Linked DNA regions of Homo sapiens: regions 1, 2 and 3 are each linked to region 4. A link is a contact called in ENCODE Hi-C data. All regions are on one chromosome and are shown on one strand. The core of a region is the stretch at or near the end of the contact, and the rest is flanking DNA. Distances in the headings are between cores, read along the strand shown. Region 1 holds the start of CEP192 (centrosomal protein 192). Region 2 holds the start of LINC00667 (long intergenic non-protein coding RNA 667). Region 3 holds the start of SEH1L (SEH1 like nucleoporin). Region 4 holds the start of VAPA (VAMP associated protein A).

Evidence for each region. A loop is a pair of places that touch in the nucleus more often than their neighbours do. Pooled maps may share reads with other maps.
Region 1: a loop to region 4 is called in a map of CD4-positive, alpha-beta T cell, with 6 times the contacts of the local background. The contact joins the promoter of CEP192 here to the promoter of VAPA in region 4. A Hi-C loop is called at or near these places in 2 of 168 maps with a recorded cell type or tissue (CD4-positive, alpha-beta T cell and naive thymus-derived CD4-positive, alpha-beta T cell) and 7 of 50 pooled maps.
Region 2: a loop to region 4 is called in a map of B cell, with 20 times the contacts of the local background. The contact joins the promoter of LINC00667 here to the promoter of VAPA in region 4. A Hi-C loop is called at or near these places in 3 of 168 maps with a recorded cell type or tissue (B cell, CD4-positive, alpha-beta T cell and naive thymus-derived CD4-positive, alpha-beta T cell) and 10 of 50 pooled maps.
Region 3: a loop to region 4 is called in a map of B cell, with 21 times the contacts of the local background. The contact joins the promoter of SEH1L here to the promoter of VAPA in region 4. A Hi-C loop is called at or near these places in 2 of 168 maps with a recorded cell type or tissue (B cell and CD8-positive, alpha-beta T cell) and 9 of 50 pooled maps.

What each region holds. Positions count from the first base shown.
Region 1 is chr18:12,990,067-12,992,766 of GRCh38, reverse strand. It overlaps CEP192 (centrosomal protein 192), which reads right to left and starts at 1,405. Exons shown (of 45, transcript NM_032142.4): 1 at 1,330-1,405. RefSeq lists a silencer at 1,144-1,223 and enhancers at 1,704-2,083, 2,474-2,700.
Region 2 is chr18:5,236,757-5,239,456 of GRCh38, reverse strand. It overlaps LINC00667 (long intergenic non-protein coding RNA 667), which reads right to left and starts at 1,357. Exons shown (of 3, transcript NR_015389.1): 1 at 408-1,357. LINC00526 (long intergenic non-protein coding RNA 526) reads left to right here and starts at 1,428. Exons shown (of 1, transcript NR_026849.1): 1 at 1,428-2,700. RefSeq lists an enhancer at 842-1,021 and a silencer at 1,242-1,411.
Region 3 is chr18:12,946,721-12,949,420 of GRCh38, reverse strand. SEH1L (SEH1 like nucleoporin) reads right to left here and starts at 1,410. Exons shown (of 9, transcript NM_001013437.2): 1 at 1,189-1,410. The coding sequence starts at 1,299. RefSeq lists an enhancer at 230-831 and silencers at 763-862, 873-1,222, 1,263-1,712.
Region 4 is chr18:9,912,704-9,915,477 of GRCh38, reverse strand. It overlaps VAPA (VAMP associated protein A), which reads right to left and starts at 1,462. Exons shown (of 6, transcript NM_194434.3): 1 at 1,143-1,462. The coding sequence starts at 1,221. It overlaps LOC124904245 (a long non-coding RNA gene), which reads left to right and starts at 1,530. Exons shown (of 2, transcript XR_007066284.1): 1 at 1,530-1,766; 2 at 2,145-2,545. RefSeq lists an enhancer at 343-960 and silencers at 478-1,267, 1,478-1,527.

The DNA.
Region 1 (2,700 bases), core at 156-2,655, 3.1 Mb before region 4:
TGCTTCAACAGAGCTTTGCTAAGGGTGCAAAGGTAACAAAACCCACGGGAAGATTCCTCAAGATGTAACCTAATACCTAGTCTCTTCTCCAGAAAAGATTACACTTGTAAACCATTCATGGACATAACACATTCCTAAAGGAAATTTCCTTTAATTTCTCACATTATTGCATTACCCACCCCTCCTCCATCATCTCAAGTGAAGACAATATTTTTCTTCTATCCTATTTGAACTGAGTGGCTATATTTGCAATTTCTCTTGCTATTTCCTTAAAGTAGTGACCTCAAATTTCACATCTGGACTCACTAATTACATTCCTAGGTACATAAAAGATTACTGACTATAGTCATTAATCGTAGGTCTATGTATACAATTAAACACATTTAAAAGCACACGCCGTGGAACCCAAAGCCGAGTCAAACTTCCCCAAAACTCATCATTTACTCTTGGCACTTTAAGATATACTTTAAAACTAGGTAGGCATTTGGTATATTATTGTTCAAGGCTTGCCGTTTTTGCCTAGAAAACTGAAATTTGGAGAAAAAGTTGATTTTGGAGCAGTAAAAACGCCAGTCGAATGACCTCAAAATAGTAAGAGCAAATGGAAATATGGTCATATAAACAGCTGTTCTCCAAACGACTGACTTGAAGAGGTCCTCATGTTTTACTAAACAAACTCTGAAAGTAACAGCAAAGTAAAAGTAGAGTGTATTAACATTCGTCTCATTTCACGTTCTGTTGATAATGAAATCATAGGCAAGGAATGTAGGTAAACTATTAGGAATAAATGAACGCAACCTAGCAGAAACCAAATCAAGTGAGTAAACGGAAGACAAGGGCATTAAGTTAAGTTAACAAGGTTACTTCCTGGGTCAGAATTTTAAACAAAAAGGAGGAACAGAACCGCCCATCACAGGGCACATAAAGGAAACATCACCGGTCACTTCACAAGCACACTGCAAGAAACTCCAGAGGGTAGCACGGAGAGGGCCTGTCCCTCAAGAGGTGGAAGTCCCCAGACAAGAGGGGAGGAAAGAAGGACGTGATCCCCTAACAGTCTGTCTCATCACGCCCGGCCAAAGCCCGATGACACAGAGGCGTGCAATTAATCCCAACCAGGCGGAGCTCAGCTCAGAGGCTGCGCCAGGCGCAGAGGCGCGGGAAGCGCGGCAGTCCCCTTGCTCGCGCCCTGAGGCCGCCCCACAGCCTGCGCCCCCACCCGGCCCAACCGTCACTGTCCCGTCGGTCCGGCAGCCGAAACGTAGGCCAAAGGTGCATGCGTCTGCCTCCCGCCTAGGCGCAGGCCGAGGCACCAGCGTCCCCCCTCACCGAGCCCGCGTCCCCGACTTCGGAGGGCAGTGTGCAGCGGGAAAGTCCACGGACTGAAGAGGTGTCCCAGGGCACTGCAAGTGCGCGTGCGCGTGGCCCCCGCACCGGCTGGAGCCCGGAACGGCCGTACCGCGCCCGCCTCTGGTTTACGTCTGTTCGCGGCACCAGGCAAGGGGAGGAGACTGAGCTGGCTTTTGATTGGACAGCGGGAAGACATGGGGCGGGAAGAAGCCCGGTGATTGGTGGGGACAGCGCGTTCCTGGATTTGAAGCGAGGAAGCCGCGCGCCCTGCGAGTCCGGAGGAGGAAATGGAGCTCTGCGCTGCGTGGGACCCGGGGGACGGCTCCCGTTGGCGCCGCCTTCAAGGTCTTGGCGAATTTGAAAATAATGCTTACTTTATTCAGTTTGGGTCTCCAGGGCACCGCCAGTCACTCTATGCGCAAAGAAGTATCCCCCGCCAACAAATCCCCCCCGATAGGTTTCGTCCTTCCGTGGGCAGATGCAGACCTTTCCTGTTGGTAGGCGCTGAAAGGCGTCAGGTTTCACCTTCAATCAGCTAATTCCTCGGGATCCAAGTTTCATGACATTTCGCCACATCTAGTCGCCTCTTTGTGACAGAGTAGGCTTTGTCTCGATTGCTTCCTACTTTTCTCCATCCTTCTTAGGCCACAAAACCCATCACCGCCATCTGCTCGGCACAGGCCCTTAACTACTTCACTGAGACCATGCCTTTCACTCAAAATGTATCTCAGTCTTTTTCAGTAAGGTCCCTTATCTCAAAATTTATTCCATATAGTCACAGAGGGAAAAGAGTCCCTCTTTTCCAAAGCTAACTCCTTAACTTCGTTCAAGTTACTGAAAGATGTCCGGCGCACCTTGGAGGAAAGAAGAGGGAAAACGCAAAGTTTAGAAGTCCCTAGACCTGAGGTTACTTGGTGGGGAAAGACGTCTGTTTACTTGACCACTTTCTACCTCCTGCAAACATGGCTCACCTGTCATTCTTGGATATCCTCTCCACTGGTTTCCTTCTCTCTGCCTACAAAAATGCAGCACCTCTCTACCCAAACACACACACCACACACCCATACACCACACACACCACTCACACCACAAACCACACACACCCACATATGCACCACACACACGTGTGTGACACGTATACACACATCCATACACAACACACACCCACATACACATCACCCACACACCACACACACCCTCCACACACAAACACCACTCAAACCACACACCCACACACACCCCTTCCTTGATTCTGTTTCATCACCTAATGACCATTCTTGTTTCCTTCCCTTAATGGTCTCCACTTTTTTTTCCATAGAGGAAGCCAGGCTTCCACTTTTTACACCTTAT
Region 2 (2,700 bases), core at 108-2,607, 4.7 Mb after region 4:
TATTCCTTTTAGTCCAAGAGAATAATGCCAACTGGATACAGCTCAAAGACTGCACCATTCCCATTATTTTTTGCCATTAGTTACGTTTAATTTTAAATATACCATCTTTGGCAGCAAAAATCAAGCTGGGCTTTCCTTCTCCTTTATAAATTGCATATATTTTTAACATATATTAACACTTTAAAACCGTGGGGTGGAAAGTTTAAAATGCCATAAAATAAGAATCATATATGCATTCTTTACACTGTAAAGCATTTTACCAGACATTAGAATCTGCATTCAGAATTCTTTCTCAGAACGTAAGTGTTCTTGAAGACATATATTTTGTCTTACTAATCTGTTTCTTCCAAGCACTACTGTACTAGGCATACGGTAAAGATATACATTCAAGTTTTAAAAGTAAATACTTTTTCCTGGTAGTGGCCAGGGCCTGCGTTCCTCAGACCAAAAGGCGCAAACTGGCATTGCTGTGATTTCAGAAGAGAAGTGAAATGTATAAAACGAAGTAATTCTGGGGAAGGAAAATGTCACAATTTTTCTTCAGTGTTGTCAGGCACACTAACCCGGGAAGCCGTCTCTGGGCCTGAACTATCCAAATTAGTGTCCGAGGAAGTGTGACAAATGCAGGCCCTTCCAAGTTTGACCCTGATTCTCAAAGGTGGCCAAAAGCCGTCTCTAGAAACGGCGGTGGCAGCGGCGTGATTCTGGGAGGTCCATTCAACTTTTAACAGGTCCTGGGCAGTGACCGGGTTGCTGGGCAGTGCAAAGGCATAGAGATTGGCGAGAACAGGCGGCGATCAAGCTTCCCAGCGAGGGTCAAAGTCCAGCAGCTTGGAACTAGTGAGCCGGGCTTGTAGGAGTGAAGCGGCTCGCGCGGGCCCGGCCGGCAGCCGCTCCCCAGACACCGGGGATCCGGCCCGACTGTTTCCTACCCACGACGGCGAAGACCCGCTACAGCGCGTCCACGAAGCCCCAGTACTGAGCCAGGACGGGGCTCTCCCTCTCGATGTAGGCGACTACGAACTGCTCCGCCAGCCGGTGAGGCAGCTAATTAAGAAAGCCACCTTCAGGATGTCTTTCGAGAATCTAGCCTCGAAGAAAGTCATGTAAGAGAACGCCTGCATCAAAAAGTCGGGAGGCCGGGCGGAGTCGCCGTTAAACGTCCAGGGAAAGCCACCAGGTGGGCCGGCGAACGCTCCCGGGCCAGCAGGTAGGCTTTCTCGCACAGCAGCCCCCGCACCCGGTCCGTAAGCTCGTTGTTCTCCCTGCGCCGGGCATGGTTCTAGGTCAGGAGGTCCTACATCATGACAGCCAACGCGTCCATCCTGCGCCTCCCCGCAGGCCTTGCTCCCCGCTCGGTCCCTCCCGGCCGCGGCGCTGCCGGAAGTGCGTGTCGGCGCGGGGGCGGATCCCGGTGGCGGCGAGGGGCGGACTCCGCGGACAAGGCCAGGCCTAGCCTTGAGCTCCGTCGGGCAGGGCCGCCGGGATTGGTGTCCGGCAGAGCGTGAGCCCAGCGGGCTGGAGTCGGCGAGCGGGAGTGAAAGAAGAAAAGCTAGAGAGCGAAGGCAAAGCCCGAGGAGAGAGGGCCGCGGTCGGCGGAGGAATCTGACTGCACGGTTGCGTGCGCTCACTCCCGGAGGGCTCCCTCAGGCGGGCGGCTCCGCTAGTGGCTAAAGGCAAAGCATTCCGGGGCGCGGCGCATGAAGTTGAGCTTCGTCCCTGCTAGCCGCCGCTTTCTCCCCAAAAATACATCCTAGCCTTAATGTTTATGCCTCCATTGCCCCAGTTCTTATCTGTTTTGCTCAATGTCTCATAGCTACAAGAAGGCAATTTCTGACGAAGCCCTCCGTCCCTTCCAAATGGATTATTTTGGCGGGCTTCCACCCGGACAGTATGCCACCCGAATGACTGGACAAGTGCACGGGAGCGGCTGTCATTTGCGGAGTGCGCCTTGCGATCTAGGCGCCTCACAGCGCAAATTATCCAGTAATTTCTCTGAAATCGATGCTGGTTTGTTTTCCCAAGGCAAATCAGCAGCTTATACAGACATTGGGGCCACAAAGCCGGTGGAACAACGGGAGACGGCTTCCTGAGTGTCAGGTCCTCCAAGATGAGCTTAAACTTCGGGTGGTGGGCAGGCTCGGTAGGCGGGAAAGGCCCGTGTCCAGATGAATGCAGTCCATGTTTATATTGATGAAAGACACGTATACCATTTGGTCCAGCTCAACCATTCTTAACAAGTGCTGGCTGTGAGCACTGGTGTGTGTGTGCCTGCGTGCAACCAGCAATGTAAGTGATGACCAGCTGCATGATGCCTTAATTTGAGTGGACAAAGTCGGTCAAGAACCACTTTCAGGCTTCTGGGTCTCCAAGTCTTTGTCTCCCTGTATCCAAACGAGGCATTCCAAGTTTGACAGCATGGAACATTGCATGTCCGAAATACCAACCGTGAAACTGGGTAAAAAGCTTCAGGAGGTGATATTGATGTGTATAGTTTAGGAAATAAAACCCAATACTTACTTCAAAGAACGTAATTTGTGGCTTTTTAGAGAGAAGGATACTTTGACAGTTTTCATTTGTCGTCTACATGTATATGGTACGTTTCATTCTGCCTTTTAATTAATTTGGTATTTTACTATGAAAACTACTTTGTATTAATAAAATAATGTATTTCCAATGTTATAAGTTGTGTTATAACAG
Region 3 (2,700 bases), core at 161-2,660, 3.0 Mb before region 4:
CAAAAATAAACTTGTTTTAAAAAAGAAACTACATCTTTTAAAAATTGCAACACTATTTATAAAAAGTTTATCTTTGAGAGATCACTGGTATCAAACTCGAATGTGAAAAAGGATAAACTATCCTTCAGATTTCCAGTTACTCTGGAGTTGTCGAGAACCAAATAATCCGCACTCCAGCTTTCATTCATCCTGCAACACATCTGGGAGGTTCCTAAATCTCATGTAGCATCCCCACATTAGAAATTCTGCTTGTAGGCCGGGCGCGGTGGCTCACGCCTGTAATCCCAGCACTTTGGGAGGCCGAGGCGCCGAGGCGGGTGGATCACGAGGTCAGGAGTTCGAGACCAGCCTGGCCCACATGGTGAAACTCTGTCTCTACTAAAAAATACAAAAAAAAAAAAAGATTAGCCGGGGGTGGTGGCGTGCACCTGTAATCCCTGCTACTTGGGAGGCTGGGGCAGGATAATCGCCTGAAAGCGGGAGGCGGACGTTGCAGTGAGCCGAGATCGTGCCATTGCACTCCAGCCTGGGTGACAGAGTGAGACTCGGTCTCAAAAAAAAAAAAAAAAAAAGAAAAGAAATTCTGCTTGTCGGAAGTGTCTACAGACGTTTACGGGAACTTCAAGAAACAAACCCTCCGATTCCTGGGCAGCAAGCAGGGAAATCATTGGATGTAAATGGTTTGTATTTTTCTTCCTCGGCGTAACAAAGTGAGCTTCTGCTCTGAACCCACGGAGAAAACCATGTGCCCTGGTGAGAGAACACCGGCGGGGCACAGAACTCGACGCAGCGCCAGCCAGGCAAAGTCTCCCACCAGGTCCCACTGCAGGTCGTCGGGTGAACAGCGCGGGCAAGACCCACGACGCCGAGGCTGACGGTGGGATGCCCCTGGGTTCCCGCCCGCAGCCCCGGCAGCGCGGCCTGGGAGAGGGCCCGGCGTACCCTGCGGGCGGGAGCGCGCACGTGGCACCAGCTGCGCAGGCGCACGGGAGGGCGGCCCGCGAGGCCGCCGTGACCCCACAATACGCGGGCGGGGAGGGCTTCCGCTCAGTCCAGCCAGGGCTCGCCCGCCACCCCACAGCTTCCAGCGGCGTCACTGAACCAAGACACAGCCCCGTTCCCCGCGCCGCCCACCCACTCCCCTTCCTTCCTTCCGGGGTCGGCCCCGCCCGCAAGCGCCGCGCGCACCTTAACGCTCTGATCGCTGGAGCAGGTTGCCATCCGCCGCCCGTGGAAGTCGAAAGAGACATCGTGGATGAGATCCTTGTGGTCCGCCGCGATGCTGCGAGCCACAAACATGGTTTCCGTCGGGCCCGCGCCTCCGAAGAGGACAGTGGCGGCGGCAGCGGCGGCGGCGCGTGGCCCGTAGCCTAGCCAGACCTCGCAGCCCGGGAGCGCACGGCTTGTGCTGCCCACGCCCCCGCACCGCCCCTGCCTATCAAGCCCCGCCCACACACCCTCCGGTCCTTCAAGCCCCGCCCCACCCACCGGCCCGTCAGGCCCCACACAGTCCCCTGGCCCCTCAAGCCCTGCCCACGCCCCGGCCCGTCATGACTCGCCCCACCTTCCGGTCCCTCAAGCCCCGCCCCGCCCCCAGGCCCGTCAAGCCCCGCCTACCCTCCCACCAGAGCCGTCATGCCTCGCCCCACCCTCCCGCCCCCTCAAGCCCCGCCCTGTTCCCGGCTCGTCAATCCTCGTCCCGCCCCCGGCCCGTCATGCCCTACGATCCTGGTGCGGGTTCCTCCAGGCTCTGACCGTTCGGCGGCGGAGGGTGCTCTGCAAAAGGCGAGTTACCTGTGCTGAGAAGTAGTAAGAGCTTATTGGTATACTGTGCAAATGAAGAAAGATGAAAAAGTGAAGACTGCCTCTCACGGTCCTCGGCCCTGAATCATTTAAGTCGACGTTTGGATGTGTTTCCCCCCAGACACATGCGAGGCGCGCGGAGCAGGTGGAGAAGACGAACCGTGGGTTTGGTCAGGAGCCGCGCTCCGTCGGGACGGCTGAAGAGCAGGGAGGGCCGGGGAGACGCCTGAGGGGATGACAAGCAGTCCAGGCTCGGCAGCCTAAGAGCGAAGGCTGGACGGGGAGGAAAGGATCAGAAGTAGTAGTTTAAATGTGTCAAGATTTTACAGGTAGAACAGGCCTGGGGGTGCTAGGAGCCACCACGGGGGTAGGGAAATAGTATGAATTAGAAGAGTCCGCCTGTAGAAACGTGTCATCCCGGGGGAAGGAAGCGGCCGGGGAAGTGGGCTGCTTGCTACCCGGGAGCCAGAGTCCTCCGGGGAAAAGGAAGTGAAGAGGGCCAGAGCCCCTGGGAAGAGGCCTGGCTCAGATCAAGGATTCTGCCAAAACCGGAAAGTGGAGGAGCCAACGACTCGGGGGGTTTTGCTTATCAGGAAAAGGCATTCTAGAGGGCGTAGTGGTAAAGTTAGGATGGGAGACAGTGGAAGCTTGCGTCAGGGGAGCGAAAGTACAGAAAAAAAAAAAATGAGGCTGCAGAAGGGACTTGCCCTTTGGATTTTGGCCAGGAATGACAAAAATGTGAGGTATGGTAAAATTAGCAGGCTGGAAAGTTTTTTAAATGATTAGTCCCAGCTGTCCCCTGATGGATTGCACAGAAACCTGCAAAGAGAAGTGGCGCAATGACCTGACCTTTTTCAACCATAAATAAGATTTTATTGCTACTTTAAGAGGTGGGCC
Region 4 (2,774 bases), core at 213-2,712:
ACTCTTTCAGTATTCCTTAAAAACAAAGAAAAAAAATAAAAATCTGTACATTTTAACTCTCTTTCCTAAAGTACACTACATATTGACAAGGAAACCGACCAAAAGCCCCTGGGATTCTTCCAGGATCACCAAGTCAGACTAAAAAACTTATCACAGGCAGTACTACAAAAACCTACAAAGTTCCAGAGCTGGGTGACACCTTATCAGCCTTCTCAGGATCTGTCGGAAACCGCAAACGTAAAAGCAAAAAAGTCACACGCACTGAAGGTTTCTCAGCAGAGGAGCTCAACTAAAGGGCTAAATAAAAGCACGCGGGTGGCACACTGAAATGTCGTAGAAGGCAGGAAGCCCCGCTACTATGAACCTACAACTCTCCGTTTGCGGCTGACGCATCGCTCCTGCCCGCACGCACCTGGGTCCGTGCCAACAGCACCGGGCAGCCCTCGCCAGGCACCTCCAAGGACTCTCCACCTCCCCGGCGCGTCCTACACCTGACGGCCGAGTTCTAAACCTGGCGGAAAGGTGACAAGCGACGCCCTCCGCGGAACCCGAGGGCCGGCTGCAGCGAGCTCTCCCCGGGCCGGGGCAGGGGTCGGGGGGCGGCTCTCACTCCCAAGGGGTCCCGCGCCGTGCCCTAGCCTCCCCGCGCCGCTGACAGCCGGGAGCGGGCGACAGACGCAGCTTGCGCCACCTCCAGAGCCCACTCCCCGCCGCAGCCCAGAGCGCACGCCCTCGGGTGCCCAGCCGCCCACGCCCCGCCGAAGCACGCCGTCGGCCTCTGGGGCCAAGGACGCGGGCCCAGGCGGACCGCGGCGCGGGCGGGACCGGACGCCCAGGAGGCGCCCCCGCGGGACCGCAAGATGGCGGCGGCGGCGGCGCCAGGGCCGGGCTCCCCTCCGCCTCGCCCCGGCCGGCGCGCGCACCGCAGCGAGGGCGGGCGGGAGGGGATGAAGCGGGCCGGAGCAAGGGGCAGGCCGGCCGAGGTGGCGGCAAGAAAGCAGCCGGGAAAGGGAAGGCGCCGGGGCGTGGGGGAGGGGGCGCTCCCTCGGGCCAGGGCCGCGGACGTGCCCTCCGCGCCCCCCCGCCGACAGCCAGCGGTCCGCGCGCCCCACCCCACCCGGGGGTGTCCCCGTTCTGCCTACCTTTGAATTTGAGGTCTGTGGGCGGATCGAGGACCAGGATCTGCTCGTGCTTCGCCATGGCCCCTGAGGCGGACGCCATCGGAGAGACAGCGCAGAGCGGGGGCGCGCCCGCGGCGGCGGTTTGCTGACTGGGGGCGGGGGACGACGGCGGCGACGGCTCGGCCGAGCTCTAGGACGAGGCCAGGCTCGCGGCTCCCGAGCCCTAACGCCTGCCGCTGTGTCACCGGTTCGGTGGGCCACCCGCTGGGTCAGCAGCTCCGGGTCCCACAACTGACTCAACCCCACACCAGCCGCCACGGCCACGCGCACTTGCGAGCCTCGGCGACCCACGTGACGGCCTCTGCGTGCCTACGTGCGCGCCCCCGGCCGGGAGCTTCTAGCGCTTGTCCCGCCCTCCAGGCCGGCCTAGCGCGGCGCGGGGCTGCTGCGCCTGCGCGCTCGCGGCTTGCCGCGGCCCGGAGCGCAGCCCAGCTGTCAAGGGAACGGGTGTGGAAGGAGGCGGGGCAAAGGTCCGCGGGACCGACGCGATGCGCAGCGCAGGGCTGGAAGCGCAGTCCTCTGTCACCTTGAGCTCCGAGTACGGAACTAGAGAAACTGCTCTGGCAGCGCATCACACTCTTCCAAGTGGGAATGCCCAGTGGAAGGGACAAGTAGTAGTAGGGAAGCGCCCACTCACTACAACTCCCGGCATGCCCCCTGCGGGGCGGGGCCTTCGCCGAGGGCCTGGCCCTTTGCGGCCCTGCGCGGTGCTTGCTGGGAACTGTAGTAACGGCTGTTTGAGGGTGGAAAGGAGAGCTAGGTCTGTTGGAGGCAATGGGGTGGGGTTCGCGGACGCTAATTTTGGCTCTCAGAGCGCGTCTAGTTTGCGCTAAAAAAGAAAAAACTTGAAGACTGAAACGAGGCCCCAATGTTAGAAATATATTAATAAAATCTGCCCTGTGGAGAACAGGCGTGGGGGGATGTGTCCGTTTGCTCTAATTCTATCCAGTCCTCTGTTGGCAGGGCTGCATTCCCCGTGGTATCCAATTCAGCCTCTCCTGCTTCCTGAGTTCTCTCCAGTGATGCAAAATCAGATAAGGAAACACACCTCGTCTAGGAAGCAAGGGGAAATATGACAAAGCACACAGAAACTAGAAATAAAAGTCAAAAATCTACACCATCGAACCCAAATAATCTTCTTCAGTTTTAATGATGGACCCAAACCAAAACAGTTCTCACGTTCACATGTTAGAAACTAACTCCATCTGCATCACTTACGATAGGCTGTAGTAAACTGAACCAAATAAGAAAAATCCCAGCAGCAAACTTGCTGACAAAACTTTAGCCGATTGCCAGGGTAGTCCGGTACAGGAACGTCAAATGAAACCAATGTGCTGTAAATAAACCTTTATTGTATTTTGTGATACGGTTTGAATTTAAATCCCTAGGTAGCGCCACGAAACAAAAGACATATTGATGCTACTGCCATGGAGCAGCACAGTTTGTCTAGAAAATAAACGAGACGAAACAGCAGTCTAGAAGTAGGCACCAAATCCAAGTTTTCATGTGCGATCCAGGTATTAGGGTCCATCCAGGAACAGCCTGCTGGAATTGCTAGCCTGGCATTCACAGAAGATTGTGCCACCCACGAGG